Regions from separate parts of the Homo sapiens genome. Here region 1 is linked to region 2. The links are chromatin contacts, found by Hi-C or POLR2A ChIA-PET in ENCODE. All regions are on one chromosome and are shown on one strand. Each heading gives the region's core, a stretch centred on a gene start or an enhancer-like site at or near the end of the contact. The rest is flanking DNA. Distances are from core to core; before and after follow the strand shown. Region 1 overlaps PPP1R1C (protein phosphatase 1 regulatory inhibitor subunit 1C). Region 2 holds the start of UBE2E3 (ubiquitin conjugating enzyme E2 E3).

The links. A loop is a pair of places that touch in the nucleus more often than their neighbours do. ChIA-PET counts read pairs that join two places held with the same protein, here RNA polymerase II (POLR2A). Pooled maps may share reads with other maps.
Region 1: a loop to region 2 is called in a pooled map, with 4 times the contacts of the local background. The contact joins the enhancer-like site here to the promoter of UBE2E3 in region 2. A Hi-C loop is called at or near these places in 1 of 37 single-sample maps with no recorded cell type and 2 of 50 pooled maps. POLR2A ChIA-PET finds 5 or more read pairs at or near these places in 1 of 52 experiments (OCI-LY7).

What each region holds. Positions count from the first base shown.
Region 1 is chr2:181,989,530-181,993,184 of GRCh38, forward strand. The region is part of intron 2 of PPP1R1C (protein phosphatase 1 regulatory inhibitor subunit 1C); the gene reads left to right. Among named protein-coding and RNA genes, the nearest start is that of PPP1R1C, 5.5 kb to the left of the region's middle. Within about 2 kb of position 2,127, at least 2 of the 41 ENCODE cell types and tissues checked have a DNase peak (open chromatin) inside an H3K27ac peak, as active enhancers do; they include OCI-LY7, where a contact is called at or near this core.
Region 2 is chr2:180,978,014-180,982,267 of GRCh38, forward strand. It overlaps UBE2E3 (ubiquitin conjugating enzyme E2 E3), which reads left to right and starts at 2,592. Exons shown (of 6, transcript NM_006357.4): 1 at 2,592-2,960; 2 at 4,005-4,223. The coding sequence starts at 4,030. UBE2E3-DT (UBE2E3 divergent transcript) reads right to left here and starts at 2,999. Exons shown (of 2, transcript NR_187176.1): 1 at 2,053-2,999; 2 at 1-1,653. RefSeq lists a silencer at 2,010-2,869.

The DNA of each region.
Region 1 (3,655 bases), core at 877-3,376, 1.0 Mb after region 2:
ATTCAGGCCCTATAAACAAGCAAATCCAAACAAAGTAAATCCATTTTCTGGACCACTTATCTTAGTAGATTAAGGAATTGTACTTAAATATCCCTGGGAATAAGATTCAGTTTTTCTCTAGAAACCTTTTTTTTTGTCAGATCTCCCAATTACTAGATGGCATTGTCCCTTTTCTCTAATTGACCTCATACTTCTCTTTGTTTTTTAAGCACCACTGGAGACAAATTAGATGCAAATAGCATCTCACAGAGAACTACTTTATTTTAGTACATCACCTGCCTGCATCTTCCTCCCCCTTTATGGAAACTAGAATAGTCTACAAAGAATTAATCAGCTTTTGGCTGTGTATAGGACTTGGATAAGTGTGCATGGCAACTAGAGATTTTGGACTAGTGATGGATTTTTGTAGTAAAACCCTTAAAAGCTTATAGTTTTCCCAGTAAAAATGATCTAGCACCAAGCTTACTGGGGAAATAACTCTAAAGATAAAACAACAACAACAACAAAGAAACAAACAGCAAAAAAAGAACACTAAACCAAATCAAACTTGGATACTGGTCTTAACTAGCCATGTGATGTGATCTTGGGAAAGGGATATCTCCAAGCTTTCTTTTCTTTCTTTTTTTTTTGAGACAGTCACCCTCTGTCGCCCAGGCTTGAGTGCAGTGGCGCGATCTCAGCTCACTGCAAGCTCCACCTCCGGGGTTCACGCCATTCTCCTGCCTCAGCCTCCCGAGCAGCTGGGACTACAGGCTCCTGCCACCACGCCCGGCTAATTTTTTTGTATTTTTTTTTTAGTAGAGACGGGGTTTCACCGTGTTAGCCGGATGGTCTCGATCTCCTGACCTCGCTATCCGCCCGCCTCGGCCTCCCTAAGGGCTGGGATTACAGGCCTGAGCCACAGCGCCCGGCCTCCAAGCTTTATTTTCTCATCTATAAAATAGGGATCATAGTGTTCTTTCTTTCAACCTCACAGGGTTGTAGTAATGATCAAAAGAGTTACCATGAACATGACTTAAAAATTGCAAAGTGCAACAAAGATTAGGTATCATTAACTGATGTGTTCGGGAATACAATATTTGCATGTGATATTTAAGAACAAAGATATAACAAGAAAAACAGAATCTTCATAATCTCATCTGTTCTAAATATTTCTGCGCGATCCAACAGTTTCTTTTCCACACATTATTTGAACACTCTCTATCAAACAACAAAACAAATAAGAGTAACAACGAAAACACTCATAAGTGTTAAATGACCATTTTTAAGCAACTGTTTCTCCTGTCCCCCAAAAGCAATATGTTGTTTGAAAAACAAAAGCTGGGTGCAGCTTTAAATCCTGGTAAAACTAAACAAATCTCTTCAATTCACTGAAATTGGCCAGGGAATAATTGGCTGTTCTTGGACTCACCTGTCATTAATGCTGTTTAAAATTCAAAACCCTGCAAATCTTTCTTTATTGTCAATTAATAAAGCAAAGAAAATTAAATTCTTCATTATAGAAACATAAGTAATAAAACATTCCAATTCATATGACAAGATCAGTGTACTGCAATCACTGTTAAATGGATTAGACATAGCTTGCTTTTTTTTTTAACCTTTTGAAGTGTTTGCAGGAAGAGTAAATTATAGGAGTATTTGAAAGAATGATTATATATATTCTGTTTATATTTTGTAGAGGAAAAATAGAAAGATATTTCAAGATGTATATTCAGATTTTTTGTTTGCTAGTTCATCTATGCTGGTCTAAACACATAGATGAGATAGGCACCTGATTAGTTGTATTCTAGGGGCAGCATAATGTCCCATCAGTCCCTTTCTGACAAATAACCTAGAACTCTCAGCAGTAGAAGCACTATGTAAACAGATACTTAATCTGTTAAGGATATATCACCCTCTGGCATGGGTTAGTAAATCAGTTTAACTCAAAATAGTGGGAGATGAAACTAAAATTTTTAAATTGAAGGCATGAGTCAGGGAAAGTTTAGTAACAGAGGTGTGTCTTTAGGGTAGAAAAAGCAGAAACAATGTATTTGCTCCTAGGAATAACTCTCAACAGTCAGGTGGCAGCAAAAAGATACTGAAAAACTGAGATAGGGGAAGTAGGGAATCGCCAAAGTTCCCTATATTTCGTCTTTTTCAAATGTTTTCTGGGGCTACCAACATGAGTGACCTTTGTAGCAAACTGCCTCTCTGTATTTTCAGTTCCTCTTCTGATTAAGGGCCTCTTTATGATAAGCTCTCTGAAGCTACACAGGAGAGCATTATTATCTATTCTTATACTGTGTGCTGTTTGCTTTTACTTTTGTATAATCTGTAGTGAACTGGTTTGGTTCCTATATATTTTTTTTTATCTAGAGAGCTGCTTATGTGTAAATCCTCTCTGTAGGGAAATAAATGGCAAAGATACTTTCTGTAATTTATTCCATCACATCTATAGATATTTTAAGTCTACTTAAAAACAAGTAATGTCTTAAGTAGACTTATGAAAAGACTGTATATTTGGCTACCAGCGTTTGAAATCTAGAGTTGGAAAATAATTTCAGAAAATACCTACTTTAACCACACATCTTCATGACAGACATACATAAACCAACCCAAGTCCCTGAGACTCGCTCCATTTTATATACCTCAGAGAAGAATCCATAATTAACCGGGCTTTTCAACTCCAGCTCTGATAATTTCAGATGTTAGAAAATGATTTCTTATACCAAACTTAAATATAAATTCCCCACTTTATTCTAAAATAACTTCATTTGTTCTCTGCAATAAAAAGTCATTTTCTCACCTTTTAAAAAATATGAATGAATGATTATTTTCTTTTATTCTCAATCTCCCTAAGGGCTTTAATAAACTCTATCCGAATTCTCCCTATTGCTCTGCCTTTGAAGCCCAGAGCTGGACACAGTCTTCCAGTAAAAAGCCAGCCTAGACCAGGTCTTCTGAATATTAAAGTTTGTGGCATCCATTGTTTTCCATTTACCGTTAAGCAGAGACAATATGGTTACAGTTATATTTAATGGACCTGACGCCTACTAAACATGAGTGAGCTGTATGAGGCCTGGAGATAAGTGCAGATTTGGGTAAGTACCCAGGAGTTTTGACGTCATTTAAAAGCTCACTGTACATCTAAAAAGTGGAATCCGAAGCATAAGGTAAAATAGTTTTTTGAGTATATTTATTGAACTTCCTATCACAGCCAAATTTTGGGGAAATCGACTTTATCTTTGACCCTTTTAGTGTCAAATATCCTTTGAAATCAAGAATAAAAACAAAGGTTGTTCTCACATGCCTCAGGTTCCCAAAAGTTAGTTAATAGGAGACATAAGAGATATATGATACTAAATATAATACTATCTCCTTTCAAATTTGATAGCAGGCCTGGTCATTAGAGAGAACTGAGATGTGCAATTGCTTTGGCTATTCATTTCCAGAAACGAAAAAGAAGCCACAGTTTATACTGTATGTAGCATATTACTTTCTAAATGAGGCATACGTTTCAGGATTCTGAAACTAAGTTAAAAAAACAGATTTTGAAGCCTCTAGATTGGATTCCTGAGACACTGGATGATAGCTAGGAAATAATGCTGGACTAAGATTGAATTGTTCAAAACGCAAGGGGGCTCCAGAAATTTCTGGTGATTATTTTTTAATC
Region 2 (4,254 bases), core at 1,342-3,841:
ATTTACACCTTACAAGTTACTTCTGGTGGAGGTGATGCCAAGTCACCTGGGAGAGGAGCTGTGAGCTGAAATCATTTGAGCAACCCCTTGAGTCAGCTGAATGAAGGCAGCCAGGCACCTCACATTGTAGGGGCAGGGCACTACTGCCCCTAACCTTATGGAGCCATTCATTATCTTTACGGTGACTTTAACAATAGGTATTATTTGTTGAACACCCAAATTCCAGGTATTTTGCCAAGAGCATTATCTATATTATCTACATTATCACTGGCCCTAGTGCTCTCTCCAGGACCAATCTAATGTTTCCTTCTTTGACCTTTACCTCATGCCCCACAATTCCAACCTGAATTAATAGTTCCATTATTAGTTAATTGATGATTAGTAATGCTCTTTTCTCATTCTCTTTACTTCTTTAATACAGCACTTCTCATTCTGCAGGCTACGTTTCTGGCTGCCCCACTGCACAATTGAGCTTGGTTAAGAGCATGACCCATGTTTCACTCCAGTTTCCCAAGCAGTTAGTAGATCCTAAATATTCTGTTGGGTGAATGTTAAGTTAAACTCCATGACTTCAAGTTCGCCAAAGAATCACGGAATCATGGAATTTTTGAGCAGGAGAGGACTTAGAACCTTTGATACAATCTCCTTTTACATAAAAGTAATTGAAATAACTTAACTTGCCTGAGGTCATATGAACTTCGTAGAATGAGGATTAGAATACACTTCCCTGGCTTTTCAACCCAATACTATTTCTTCTGTAGAAGATGTTACCAAACAACTAAATATCTTTCTCCCCTAAGCTCCTTACCCCACTAAATCCTATCAGCAATTGGCCTTTGGGCCTTCAGGCTATTTCTGTTCTTAAATTTCCTAAAAGAACCCATGTTTAACGTACAGCTTTCCTTTTCTGTCTCCCCATTCCAAACAAAGCAAAGCTTCAACTCCAAATTGGCTGGCTTTTGCTGTAACATCACATCGTGTAAAGCTGGGGGAAAATTCTGCTTTTATTTTCACTAACAAGCTTTTCCCACAAGCACTCTTTGACCCAGCCAAATCAAAATGCTTGTCCACACACAGACCATGATCTTTTTTGAGGCATGAGATATTCTATCTGTTCATTCTGAGTGGAATATCCTTACTACTTATGAACCTAGCGAACTTTAATGAACTGTTCCCCTTCTGGACTAGGAGCTCTTAGCACAGAGTAGAGACCTGGCTTTAGTCACACAGCAATTGAATGAGTGTATGTCCAGCACCTAGCAACATATAGCCCTCAATAAAGTTAACTGAATGACTGTGTCTTTGGAAAATTATGGAAATGTAACTTACTCTTTAGAGTTGCTATCAAGCCTTTACCAAAAGTTTTCTATTAGGAGAAATAGTAAGCAAATACGTTGGCTCACTCAGTCTTTTCTTCTTTCCCTTAACTCTATACATCTTTTGACTGCCATTCTCACTCCCTTTGTGAACTGCACATTCTCACAGCACCCCTGCCCCTGGACACTTGTGGGAGAGGAATCCACAAATTCCTTTGAGGCTCCATCACCGGAACAAGTTCTCAGTAGCTGGAGAAGGCCTGGGTGGCAAACAGGAAGTTTTTGTATTCTGGCTACTTTGTGCCGTGGGGTAAAAACCGCAGAGTCCACCTGGAGACTGCAAAAAGAATGGTAGAACAAACAAAACTGTCACTATCTCCACCTAAAGCTTTTCTGGGTGGACATTCTGACTCAACATCACTCAGAACTTTTCTTTCCAGAACTGGCTCCTCATGTGCAAGACAGAAGAGTCCCGCAGAAAAGTGTCATGTTTTAGCTCTCATCGCCACCCCCCAACCCCAAACTCTTCTCCTTCACTTTTAAGAATGTTGAGCGGGACATTTTAAACACTGTTTTGGATTTTTAAGGTTTCAAATAATCCGAAGGACACTTCCCTTTGGCAGCGACAGTTGCAAGCTATGAGCCAAAAAGAAATAGAGGTTGTTCCCCTAATCTCCAAATACATTCTACCCTCTTCAATTCCCAGGACCCCAACTTGTCCCTTCCTCCAGCTTACGCGAGGGGCAAGTGGCAGCTCTTCTCCGCCTGCGTGCCTGGCCTCGTCAACAACACCCATTAGTCTCCCGTCTCCCGGGGCGGCGGGGGACTCCCAACCACGCGCCCAGGGCCCTTGCCCAGGTACTGGGGCCCCGGGAGCCACGACGGCCCCCGCGCAGGCGGATGGGATGGAACCAGCCCTGGGGACGCGGGTAGCCCAATGGGCAGCCTCGCCCCGGAGGCGGGCCCAGGCCGGAAGCCACCCCGCGGCACAGCGGCCCCGCGATACGGTGCCCGCGCCCCCGCCTTCTCTGGCACAGGCTCCGCGGCCAAGGGCGGCAGGGGCCAGCCCGCCGGGTCCCCGCCGCGCTCTTTGTCCTGGCCGCGCGCGGGCGGACGCGTGCACCCCCAGGGTGAGGGGAGGTGTGGAGAGCGCGCACGGGAGCGCGCGGGAACAGCTCGCGCCCGCCGGGCGTCGGCGGCGCGCGCCCCTCCGCCAGGCAAGCAGCGAGCACGCGCGTCGCCGCCGCGCCCGCCCCTCCCCCCCGCGCTCGCCTCGGAACTTGCTGACTGCGCGGCCGGGAGGAGCCGAGCCGGGCGGCGGCGGCGGGAGGCTACAGCGCGCGGGGGTCTCCCGCGTCCCCTCCGCCTCGCCGGGAGCTCGCGCCCTCGCCCAGCCGAGCTCCCACCCCCGCTTTTTTCCGAAGGCGCTGGGCGGCGCCACCCTCCGGCCGGAGCCCGGCACTGCACAACCCCCTCCGACTTTCAATGTTCCACACTCCCCGGCCAGAGCCTCCTCGGCTTCTTTTTTTCCCTCCCCCCCCTTCCCCCCCCCACAGCTGCCTCCATTTCCTTAAGGAAGGGTTTTTTTCTCTCTCCCTCCCCCACACCGTAGCGGCGCGCGAGCGGGCCGGGCGGGCGGCCGAGGTAAGGCGGCGGGGCCGGGGGGCCGCGTGGGGGGCGGCCGGGGCGGCGGCGGCGGTGGGGGAGGGGGCGGGGGCGGGCAGCTTTGTTCGCGCCGGGCGCCCGCGTCGCCGGTGTCCGCGAGCCGCGGCGGGGCCGGCTGGGCTGCTCGCATCACTTGGCGCCCGGCGCGGCGAGCGCTACCCGCGGCCCCCGCGCGGCCCTCCCCACAAAGGGCCGCGGAGCTGCGTGGCCGCCGCCGCCGGCCGTGGCTCGCCTCCGCGGGCGCGGAAATTTGTTGCACTTCTTGGGGCTTTGTTTATTTGTTTGTTTTTTCTCTGGGTTTCTTATTTTTTTCGTTATTTTGGACAAAATGTCGGTCCGTGATATAAAAATTGAGCGAGGAACCTTGGTGGCATTGGGAGCTTTGCAGAAGGTGCAGTTTGAATTCTGCTTTTCCCAGGGTGGCAGCTCGGTCTTGGCCGGATGAATCTTCGCTGCTGGCCGTGGAAACAGCTAGAGCAGCTCGTTAGTTGATTTTTAAATTTCCAAGTGTTGTGTTTAAAGGCTTTACGTGCACTGAGGAGGAATCGCCACCTTAAATAAGCATATGGGCGATTAACAGGGTGTGTTTTCCTCTCGGAAAGGGAATTTGGTAGCTTTGACCAATGTCAGTGTGTAAATATTTAGACGTTATTAGTGACTTTTAAACATTTTTCAGCGAGATCTGTTATTTACAGTGTGTCATATGTTATTAATGCTTGTTGCCTAAGTTCCTTGGCAAATCTGTTTCATGCCTTCTGAGAAAGTAGACAATTGATAGATTGTCCAAGAGACGGAAAAAAATGTGAGTGGGTTTTCTAACTTGAGTTCGGCAAATCCCTTAACGCTGGCGTTGTGTGACACATCACCTCCCTTGTACGTACCCCTGTTGTACGATGAAATAAGTGTGAACACTTTTGAAGCTTTTTCATTACAAGACGATTTTAGATGACTAGAAGAAAATGCTGTTGGTTTATTTCCTAGATTTAACATTTTCTCCTCCTCCTCCCCTGTTCTCTTTAAAAGTTTTCCAAGAGATAACTTCACCAAGATGTCCAGTGATAGGCAAAGGTCCGATGATGAGAGCCCCAGCACCAGCAGTGGCAGTTCAGATGCGGACCAGCGAGACCCAGCCGCTCCAGAGCCTGAAGAACAAGAGGAAAGAAAACCTTCTGCCACCCAGCAGAAGAAAAACACCAAACTCTCTAGCAAAACCACTGCTAAGTTATCCACTAGTGCTAAAAGGTAATGTGTAAAAGAAGGATCCAGCACACTT